Regions from separate parts of the Homo sapiens genome. Here region 1 is linked to region 2. A link is a contact called in ENCODE POLR2A ChIA-PET data. All regions are on one chromosome and are shown on one strand. The core of a region is the stretch at or near the end of the contact, and the rest is flanking DNA. Distances in the headings are between cores, read along the strand shown.

Region 1 (4,506 bases), core at 1,612-4,111, 320 kb before region 2:
GACGTGGAGGCACACTGGGCCCTTGGGAACCCAACTGGGGGACCTGGCCTGGCCCAGCCGGTGGGGTCAGAGATTTCCCAGGGAGATGACTTCCAAGTTGAGTGTTGGAACACAAATATCAGTGAGGTGGGTGAGAAGAAGGGCTTTTATCCACGATGTTTGCAGGACACTCATTCTCTCTTGTGTCCCCAGTCTCAGCAGGGACACAGGAGAGAATGAGGCCAGAAGCTGTGGTTCTGGTGTGAGACAGACAAGCCACAGAGAATCAAAACTTAGCGTTGCAATGAACAGCCTGGGTCTACAGTCAGGTTAATTTTTTTTTAATTATGTTTTTTGAGACAGAGTCTCGCTCTGTTGCCCAGGCTTGCACCACCACACCCGGCTAATTTTTGTACTTTTAGTAGAGACGGGGTTTCACCATGTTGCCCAGGCTGTCTTGAACTCCTGACCTCAAGTGATCCGCCCGCCTCAGCCTCTCAAAGTGCTGGGATTACAAGCGTGAGCCACAGCGCCTGGACTAATTTTTTATTTAAAAAATTGTGTTCCATTCCTCTGGCCTTCTGATAGAGTCAGATATATTGATTTCATATGCTCACTCTTACCTTTGCCAGCTAGATCTTGGGTGAGTTCCTTCCTATTTTGAGTTTCAGTTGCCTCATCTGCAGATGAAAATAGTAACAGCATCATGTAGAGGTTAAGGGTATGGGTTCTGGGTCCCAGGGCCCTGGGTCAAATCCCACTGGATCCATTCCTGGATCCAGTTCAGGATCAGTTCATGTGCCTCAAATGGGGCCAGGGGATTGACTTCCAAGAGGGCTCACCCACATAGCCAGCAAGCTGGCTGGGGCTGCTGACCAGGGGCCATGATTCCCCTCCATGGGGCTGCTGATCCTCGCAGTGTGGCGGCTGGATTCCATGAGGGAGTGTCCTATGATACAGAAAGTGGCATATGCCGGCCTAGATGCAGATCCTGGCACAGGGCCACTTCCACGTCTTGGTCCAGCAGTCACACAGCTACTCAGATCCAAGCAGAGGGGACATAGACCCCGCATCTTAACAGGAGGACGCTCAAATTTGCAGCCCTCTTTAAGCTACATCATCTACTCCATGGAGTTTTGAAAGGTTAATTTATGTAGCACCCCCATAACCACACCTGCTATGCAAAAAATGCTAAATATATATTATTACCAATATTAGTCCGGGCACGGTGGCTCACGCCTGTAATCCCAACACTGGGAGGCTGAGGCGGGCAGATCACTTGAGGTCAGGAGTTCATGATAAGCCTGGCCAACATGGCAAAACCCCATCTCTCCTAAAAATAACAAAAATTAGCCTGGTGTGGTGATGCACACCTATACTCCCAGCTGCTGCAGAGGCTGAGACGGGAGAATCACTTGAACCCGGGAGATGGAGCCTGCAGTGAGCTGAGGCACTCACTGGGTGACAGAACGAGACTCCATCTCAAAATATATATATATTACCAGTATTATTACTGGTGAGAACTGGGCCAGGGTAAGCTTAGAGGACTGGGAGCTGAGCAGAGGCCCTAAGCTCCACATGGGATGGTGGGAAAAGCTATCAGAAGGAGTCAATGGTCTGACCATCCTGGTCCCAAGTCCAGCTTCTCCCTCTGGCTGTGCAACCTCCTGCAGGTCCCTTGACCTCTCTGAGCCTAAGTCCCCTGGCCTGCAAAGTGAGTATAATGACACTCAGCTTATAGGGTGTTTAGAAGTGTTCAGCCTGATAGTGCATAGGAAACATTTAGCGTAGTTCCTGGCTCAAATTAAGTGGTAATTATGGTTCTTAATAAGGTGAGACCTGAAGGACAAGTTGTGGTTTAGCCAGGTTGGAGGGAGGTGGAGAGTGGGAGAGAGCATTCCAGGTAGAGGACTGGGAGGTGAGATGGGCGGGCAGGATAAGAATGGCAGGATGTTCAAGTGCTTGAGTGGGGGCTGTGCATGAGTTTGCTTTGAACCTTGGATGTCTCCAGAGGGCACTGGGGAGCCAGGGGAGGGCTGTGAGCAGGGGGAGGCAGGTTCAGCTCTGGGTATAGAAGGACCCTGGCAGGGAATGGAGGAGACTGGGCAGAGGAGGGAGACGGGGCAGGAAGAGAAGACAGAGCCTGGCCAGTGAGAACTAGGGGGAGGAGGGTTGGACTCAGATCGACAGTGGTGACAGGGAGGGAGGAGGTGGGAATGTTCTCCAGCATTTGCGAAGACAGTGAAGCCATCCTGGAGGTGTGAGGAAGTTTGGGTTAGAGGAAAGAGTCTGAGTTTAGCGGGACACAGGCCATGTGAGGGCCTCGGGGATGCGGAAATGCAGCTCTGGTCTCAGGATAGAGGCCCTGGCAGGAGATAGCACCTGGAGACTTGGTTCTGAGGGCAACAGAGAGCCGTGGGAGGGTTTGGAGCAGAGGAGGAGCAGGGTCAGATGTATCTGAGGCTGCAGGCAAGACAGAGTGGAAGGAGCCAGGAGGCTGGGGAGGAGGAAGCCTGCTCTGAAGCTGTGGCCATCAGAGGTGGGGCTCTCGGAAAGGTCACCTCACCCTCCTCCAGGAAGTCTTCCTGGCTTTGTCTCACAAATTTGCTCCCACATTTTTAGCTGGGAATGTTTTCTCCAGCTTCCCCCTGGGGGTGGGGAGGGCAGGGATCAGGCTGGGCCTCTCTGCAGATGGGACCAGCTAATGAAGAGAGTGGGATGAGGTGGGCAGCTCAGCCACCACACTGGGGTTGAGGATCTTGGCACCTCCCTCTGGGTCTGGCTCCCTTCCCCTCCCAGGAAGCTAAGCTACCAGTCCTGTTGGACTCGTCTGACCCGGGAGGGATGGGTGCAGTCCTGGGTCTCTCTCCAGTGTCCTTTCAGTGAGGCCAGCACCATGGACAACCCACAGGCTCTGCCACTCTTCCTACTCCTGGGTAAGTTCCCTGCTCAGTCCCTTCCCTGTCAGTCTCCCTCAGCAGCCTCCCCCAATGCCTTCCTCTCTTCTCTGCAGCCTCCTTGGTAGGGATCCTCACCCTCAGAGCCTCTTCTGGACTTCAGCAAACCAACTTCTCCTCTGCCTTCTCTTCAGACTCAAAGAGCTCTTCCCAGGGGCTGGGTGTGGAAGTTCCCTCCATCAAACCTCCCAGCTGGAAAGTTCCAGATCAGTTCCTGGATTCAAAAGCCTCTGCTGGAATCTCTGATTCCAGCTGGTTTCCTGAGGCCCTGAGTTCCAACATGTCTGGGTCCTTCTGGTCAAATGTTTCTGCTGAGGGCCAAGATTTGAGCCCGGTTTCCCCCTTCTCTGAAACCCCTGGTTCTGAAGTATTTCCTGATATTTCGGATCCTCAAGTTCCTGCCAAAGACCCCAAGCCTTCCTTCACTGTTAAGACCCCAGCTTCAAACATTTCTACTCAAGTCTCCCATACCAAACTGTCTGTTGAGGCCCCAGATTCAAAATTCTCCCCGGATGATATGGATCTTAAACTCTCTGCCCAGAGCCCTGAATCCAAATTTTCTGCAGAGACCCACTCAGCTGCAAGCTTTCCCCAGCAGGTGGGGGGCCCACTCGCTGTGCTGGTGGGGACCACCATCCGGCTCCCCCTAGTCCCAATCCCCAACCCTGGGCCCCCCACCTCTCTGGTGGTCTGGCGCCGGGGCTCAAAGGTGCTGGCAGCTGGGGGCCTGGGGCCAGGGGCACCTCTGATCAGCCTGGACCCTGCTCACCGAGACCACCTGCGATTTGACCAGGCCCGGGGGGTTCTGGAGCTCGCCTCTGCCCAGCTGGACGATGCAGGGGTCTACACGGCTGAGGTCATCCGGGCAGGGGTCTCCCAGCAGACTCACGAGTTCACGGTGGGTGTGTATGGTAAGTGGGCCCTGGCGTCCGGCGTGCAGGCGGCAGGGGCTGCTCTGCTCTGCCAGGCTTTGGGCAAGTCACGGTGCTGTGGGGTCCCTGGATAGGAGAAGAGGACTTCTGGGTTGAGGAAGGGAGAAAAAGAGCTAGAGGTCAAGGCAGGGGTGTCTGAGCAAAGGTGGACCTGGGATGGAGACTCCTGGGAGCCTGAACTCCCAGGTCTGAGGGAGGAGGAGGAGGCTAGGAGCCTCTTCTGGCGAACTCCTGGGTCCCGGAGAGGAGGTGTCTGGGGGCTCAAACTCATAGGTTTATGAGAGGAGAGGGATGGGGGCTGAGACTCCAGGGGCTTAGAGGGAGCAGCGGCTGGGGTTCCCTCTAAGGGGACCAAAGATGGGCTCCAGGACTGGGTGGGTCCTGAGCCCATTCTCCCTCTCCCAGAGCCCCTACCCCAGCTGTCGGTTCAGCCCAAGGCTCCAGAGACAGAGGAGGGGGCGGCCGAGCTCCGGCTGCGCTGCCTGGGGTGGGGGCCAGGTCGCGGGGAGCTGAGCTGGAGCCGGGACGGACGCGCCCTGGAGGCGGCGGAATCGGAGGGAGCCGAGACGCCCCGGATGCGCTCAGAGGGCGACCAGCTGCTCATCGTGCGCCCTGTGCGCAGCGACCACGCCCGGTAC
Region 2 (4,597 bases), core at 1,112-3,611:
GCCTCCTGAATAGCTGGGATTACAGGTGCCTACCACCACATCCGGCTAATTTTTGTATTTTTTAGTAGAGATGGGGCTTCACCATGTTGGCCAGGCTGGTCTCGAACTCCTGACCTCAGATGATCTGCCCTCCTTGGCCTCCCAAACTCCTGGGATTACAGACGTGAGCCACCGCGCCCGCCCGGCTTTCATTTATTAATTAAAAGAAATTAAATTAATTAATCTATTTAGGAGACAGTCTTGCTCTGTTGCCCAGGCTGGAGTGCAGTAACAATCACAGCTCACGGCAATCTCAATTTCCTGGGGTCAAGTGATTGTCCTCCCTCAGCCTCCAGAGTAGCTGGGACTACAGGCACATGCCACGAAGCCCAGCTAATTTTTGTATTTTTCGTAGAGACAGAGGTCTCAGTATGTTGCCCCGGCTAGTCTCAAACTCCTGGGCTCAAGCAGTCTGTCCTCCTCAGCCTCCAAAAGTGGTGAGATTACAGGCATGAGTCGCTGTGCCTGGCCTCCAAGCACTTTCAAATGTATCAACTTAATCCTCACAAAACCCTGTGAGGTCGGTACTGTTTTCATACCTATTTTATAGTTGAAGAAACAGACACAGAGAAGCAAAGTCACTTGCTCACAGTCACGTGGCTAGGAGAGCAAGGATCTGAAGCAAGGCGATCTCTTAATTACCAAGTGATGTTCCTGGAGTAAGGCTCTGTTTGTTTCCTTTCCTGTAAAATGCTGCATGCAAAAGTATAACACAGTAAGTAAAGAAGTCAGTTAGCCTGCACATACTAAGACCTAACCAAAGGAGCTTATTGTTTTTCTCCAACTTCCATGATAGGTAATTAGATAGTGGAGACCTCTGCTGGCCAATATGGTAGCCACTAACCGCAGCTGGCTCTTCCAATTAAAATTACATAAAGCCAGAAATGTAACTCCTCTGTCTCACTTGTTATATCTCCAAGGCTGGATAGCCACATGTGACTGGTGGTGGCTGGATTAGCTAGTGCATATAAAACATCACTGCAGAAAGTTCAGCTGAGCAGCACTGAGTTAGATGGCCTCTGAAGAGGATGTCCCACGGAGAGAATCCAGAACTCAGGATCTTTTTTTTTTTTTTTCTTTGCGACAGAGTCTTGCTCTGTCACCCAGGCTGGAGTGCAGTGGCGTGATCTCGGCTCACTGCAACTTCTGCCTCCCAGGTTCAAGCAATTCTCCTGCCTCAGCCTCCCTAGTAGCTGGGACTACAGGCCTGTGCCAACATCCCCAGCTAATTTTTGTGTCTTTTTAGTAGAGATGGGGTTTCACTATGTTGGCCAGGCTGGTCTCGAACTCCTGACCTCGTGATCCGCCCCCCCTTGGCCTCCCAAAGTGCTGGGATTACAGGCGTGAGCCACCGCGCCCGGCCAGCTCAGGATCTTTTGGGATGGTCTGTTCACCTCGCAGAAGTGGCTGGCATGAGCAATAGGAGCCCAGAGTGGAACCAGGGCCTTCTGGTTGTCAAGTGGACTTGCTGTGTGACCTCCTGTGAGTCTCTGCCCTCTCTGAGCCTCTCACTCCTCACCTGAGATGAGGGAGTTGGCTGAGGTGATGCCGATGCCCCTCACAGCTTTGACCTCCTATGATTCAGGGGCCTGTGTGTCACCTGGTGGCACACAGATGGCAGGGAGGGTGTGAGATGGCCACACATGGGTATGAGGCAGAGCCACAGCCCCCCCCAACACGCACATGGGCTAGTCACTGGGACACACACAGAGCTCACTCACGGCCACAGAGTGGGCGTGGGTTTCCCTTTTTCCTTGTTTCTGTTTCTCTTAGCCTCGGCGCCTCCCTCCCTCCCTCTCTCTCTCTCTCTCTCTCTCTCTCTCTCTCTCTCTGGCTCTTTTAGCCTTGGTTTGTTACAATCTCCCTTTTCAAGCCAGCCTCTGTCCCTCCTACTCAACCTGCTTTATCTCTAGGCCTTCCTCCTTCCTCTTCCACAGTCTGGCTTCTCACATTGTCACTCTAGGTATGCACTTCCCATTGATTTCCTCTTGCTCAGTGGCCTCTCATCCTGCCACCCCTAGCCTTGCTGGGGACGTGAACCCTCTCCCCGCGCCTGGGAAGCCTTCTTGGCACCGGGACCCGGAGAATCCCCACGGAAGCCAGTTCCAAAAGGGATGAAAAGGGGGCGTTTCGGGCACTGGGAGAAGCCTGTATTCCAGGGCCCCTCCCAGAGCAGGAATCTGGGACCCAGGAGTGCCAGCCTCACCCACGGTACAATTAGACAGAGGGAAAGGGAGGGAGCCCGGGGGTGGGGGTAGGGGAGGGTGGAGAAGCTTCCGGACTCCTTGGGGTTAAAAGGGAAGGTCCCGCCAGGGGTCCCTGGGCAGAGGATACCAGCGGCAGACCACAGGCAGGGCAGAGGCACGTCTGGGTCCCCTCCCTCCTTCCTATCGGCGACTCCCAGGTGAAGCTACCTGCACCCCACCCGGGTTGGGGTGGATTGCGAGAGGATGGGTGGGGACCCCCGGGCCACAGGCAGGAGCCGGCTTAGAGCCTCGGTTTCTCCACCTGCGGGACGCGGAAGTCCCCCCGCTGTGAGGTTGAGAAAGAGGCTCCCACTGGCTCCGAGCCTCGGATCCCCACCCCGCGCGTGAAGGAGGGGGAAACCTCGGGCGCGGCGTGGCTGCAGCCAGGGTAGCTGGGGCGCGGAGAGCGCTCCACTCGGGCACAGGGAGGACGGGAAGATGCCGCGAGGGGCGTCATTAGGGTAATTGTGCCCATTACCGCTGTTCCAGCCCGAATCTCCCGTCTGCCAGCCCCTGGGGTTATCGGCTGCAGGTCAAAAGGGTGCTTGCGGGCTGGGGTGGCCCAGGCTGGGCGGATGAGCGCGGCGAGGTGGGGGTCTCTAACGGAGCATCTGTTTTAACCCGCCCCTGCACACACCCCAGCAGATCCTGGCCATGAGAGCTCCGCACCTCCACCTCTCCGCCGCCTCTGGCGCCCGGGCTCTGGCGAAGCTGCTGCCGCTGCTGATGGCGCAACTCTGGGGTAAGGTCGGGGGCAGGGGGCGGGGAGAGGCGCCGGTGGGAGGCACGGGCGGGAGGAGAATGTGTTCCCGTCACCAAGCCCCGCGCACCTCTCCTCCCCCGAGACCCCAGCACCCACCCAGCGCTCCGGAGCACGGCCCGCCCCCAAGTCAGCTGGGCCCTTCTTCTGGCTCGGCCCCTGGGTGACCCGCCCCACTCAGGCCCTGTCCGATTTCTGCCACCCGGATCCTCGCTCTTCCGTGGACTCTTCGCCGCGTTCTTTCTCCTCCTCTTACGCCGCCCCATCCCGGCCCCGCTCCATTTTACACTACCGTGTTTTGTTTTGTTTGTTTGTTTGTTTGAGACGGAGTCTCGCTCTGTCGCCCAGGCTGGAGTGCAGTGACGCGATCTCGGCTCACTGCAAGCTCCGCCTCCCGGGTTCACACCATTCTCCTGCCTCAGCCTCCCGAGTAGCTGGGACTACAGGCGCCCGCCACCAAGCCCGGCTAGTTTTTTGTATTTTTAGTAGAGATGGGATTTCACCGTGGTCTCGATCTCCTGGCCTCGTGATCCGCCTGCCTCGGCCTCCCAAAGTGCTGGGATTACAAGCGTGAGCCACCGCTCCCGGCCACACCACCGTGTTTTATCCTGAGTCTTGCCTTACCGCTTTTTGCCCTCTCCCCTCACTTTTTTTCTTCCTCTTTCCCTTTCTCTCTCTTTTTTCTTTTTCTTTCTTTCTTTTCTTTCTTTCGTTCTTCTTTTCCTTCCTTCCTTTCCTTCCTTCCTTTCGTTTGTTTCTTCTTTCTTGTTTTACTTTCTCTCTTATTTTTTCTTCTTTCTTTCTTGTTTTTTTCTTTCTCTCTCTTTTTCTTTCCTTCTTTTTTTTTTTTTTTTTTTTTTGAGACAGGGCAGTGCTCTGTCTCCGTGGCTGGAGTACAGTGGCCCAATCAGAGCTCACTGCAGCCTCGACCTCCTGGGCTCAAGCGATACTCAGCCTCCAGAGTAGCTGGTACCACAGGCATGCACCACCACATCCGGCTTTTTTTTTTTTTTTTTTTTTTTTTGAGACAGGGTCTCACTCTGTCGCCCAGACTGGAGTGCAGTGGCCCAATCTCGGCTCATTGCAACCTCCACCTCCTGGGCTCAAGCGATCCTCCCACCTCAGCCTCCCAGGTAGCTGTGACTACAGGCGCATGCCTCCGCGACTACTTTTTTGTTGTTGTTGTTGTTGTTTGTTTGTTTTTGTAGAGACTGGGTCTTGCTGTGTTGCCCGGGCTGGTCTTGAATTCCCGAGCTCAAGCGGTCCAACCGCCTCGGCTTCCCAAAGTGCTGGGATTACAGGCGTAAACCACTGCGCCCCACCCCTCTCCTGGTTTTCAATCCCGTTTTGTTATTCACACCCCTTCCTCTCCCCGATCCCCGAGTTCTATCCCCGCACCCTTACCTCCCCGCCGCGTTCAATCCCCGCCCCTCTATCGACCAGCGACGTTCTAGCCAGCTCTCCAGGCGCGCTGCGTTCAGTCCCTGCCCTCCAGACCCACCCTATTCTGTCTCATTACTCCACGCTACCCTATCCCAGCTTCCTTCCACTT

The links. ChIA-PET counts read pairs that join two places held with the same protein, here RNA polymerase II (POLR2A).
Region 1: POLR2A ChIA-PET joins it to region 2 with 14 read pairs in PC-9. The contact joins the promoter of VSIG10L here to the promoter of KLK10 in region 2. POLR2A ChIA-PET finds 5 or more read pairs at or near these places in 2 of 52 experiments (HepG2 and PC-9).

What each region holds. Positions count from the first base shown.
Region 1 is chr19:51,340,494-51,344,999 of GRCh38, reverse strand. It overlaps VSIG10L (V-set and immunoglobulin domain containing 10 like), which reads left to right and starts at 2,861. Exons shown (of 10, transcript NM_001163922.3): 1 at 2,861-2,915; 2 at 2,993-3,847; 3 at 4,274-4,506. The coding sequence starts at 2,876. It overlaps VSIG10L-AS1 (VSIG10L antisense RNA 1), which reads right to left. Exons shown (of 5, transcript NR_186316.1): 1 at 4,283-4,506; 2 at 3,826-3,934; 3 at 3,015-3,150; 4 at 1,189-1,312; 5 at 305-928. RefSeq lists enhancers at 319-418, 549-638.
Region 2 is chr19:51,017,473-51,022,069 of GRCh38, reverse strand. It overlaps KLK10 (kallikrein related peptidase 10), which reads left to right and starts at 2,361. Exons shown (of 6, transcript NM_145888.3): 1 at 2,361-2,443; 2 at 2,931-3,027. The coding sequence starts at 2,940.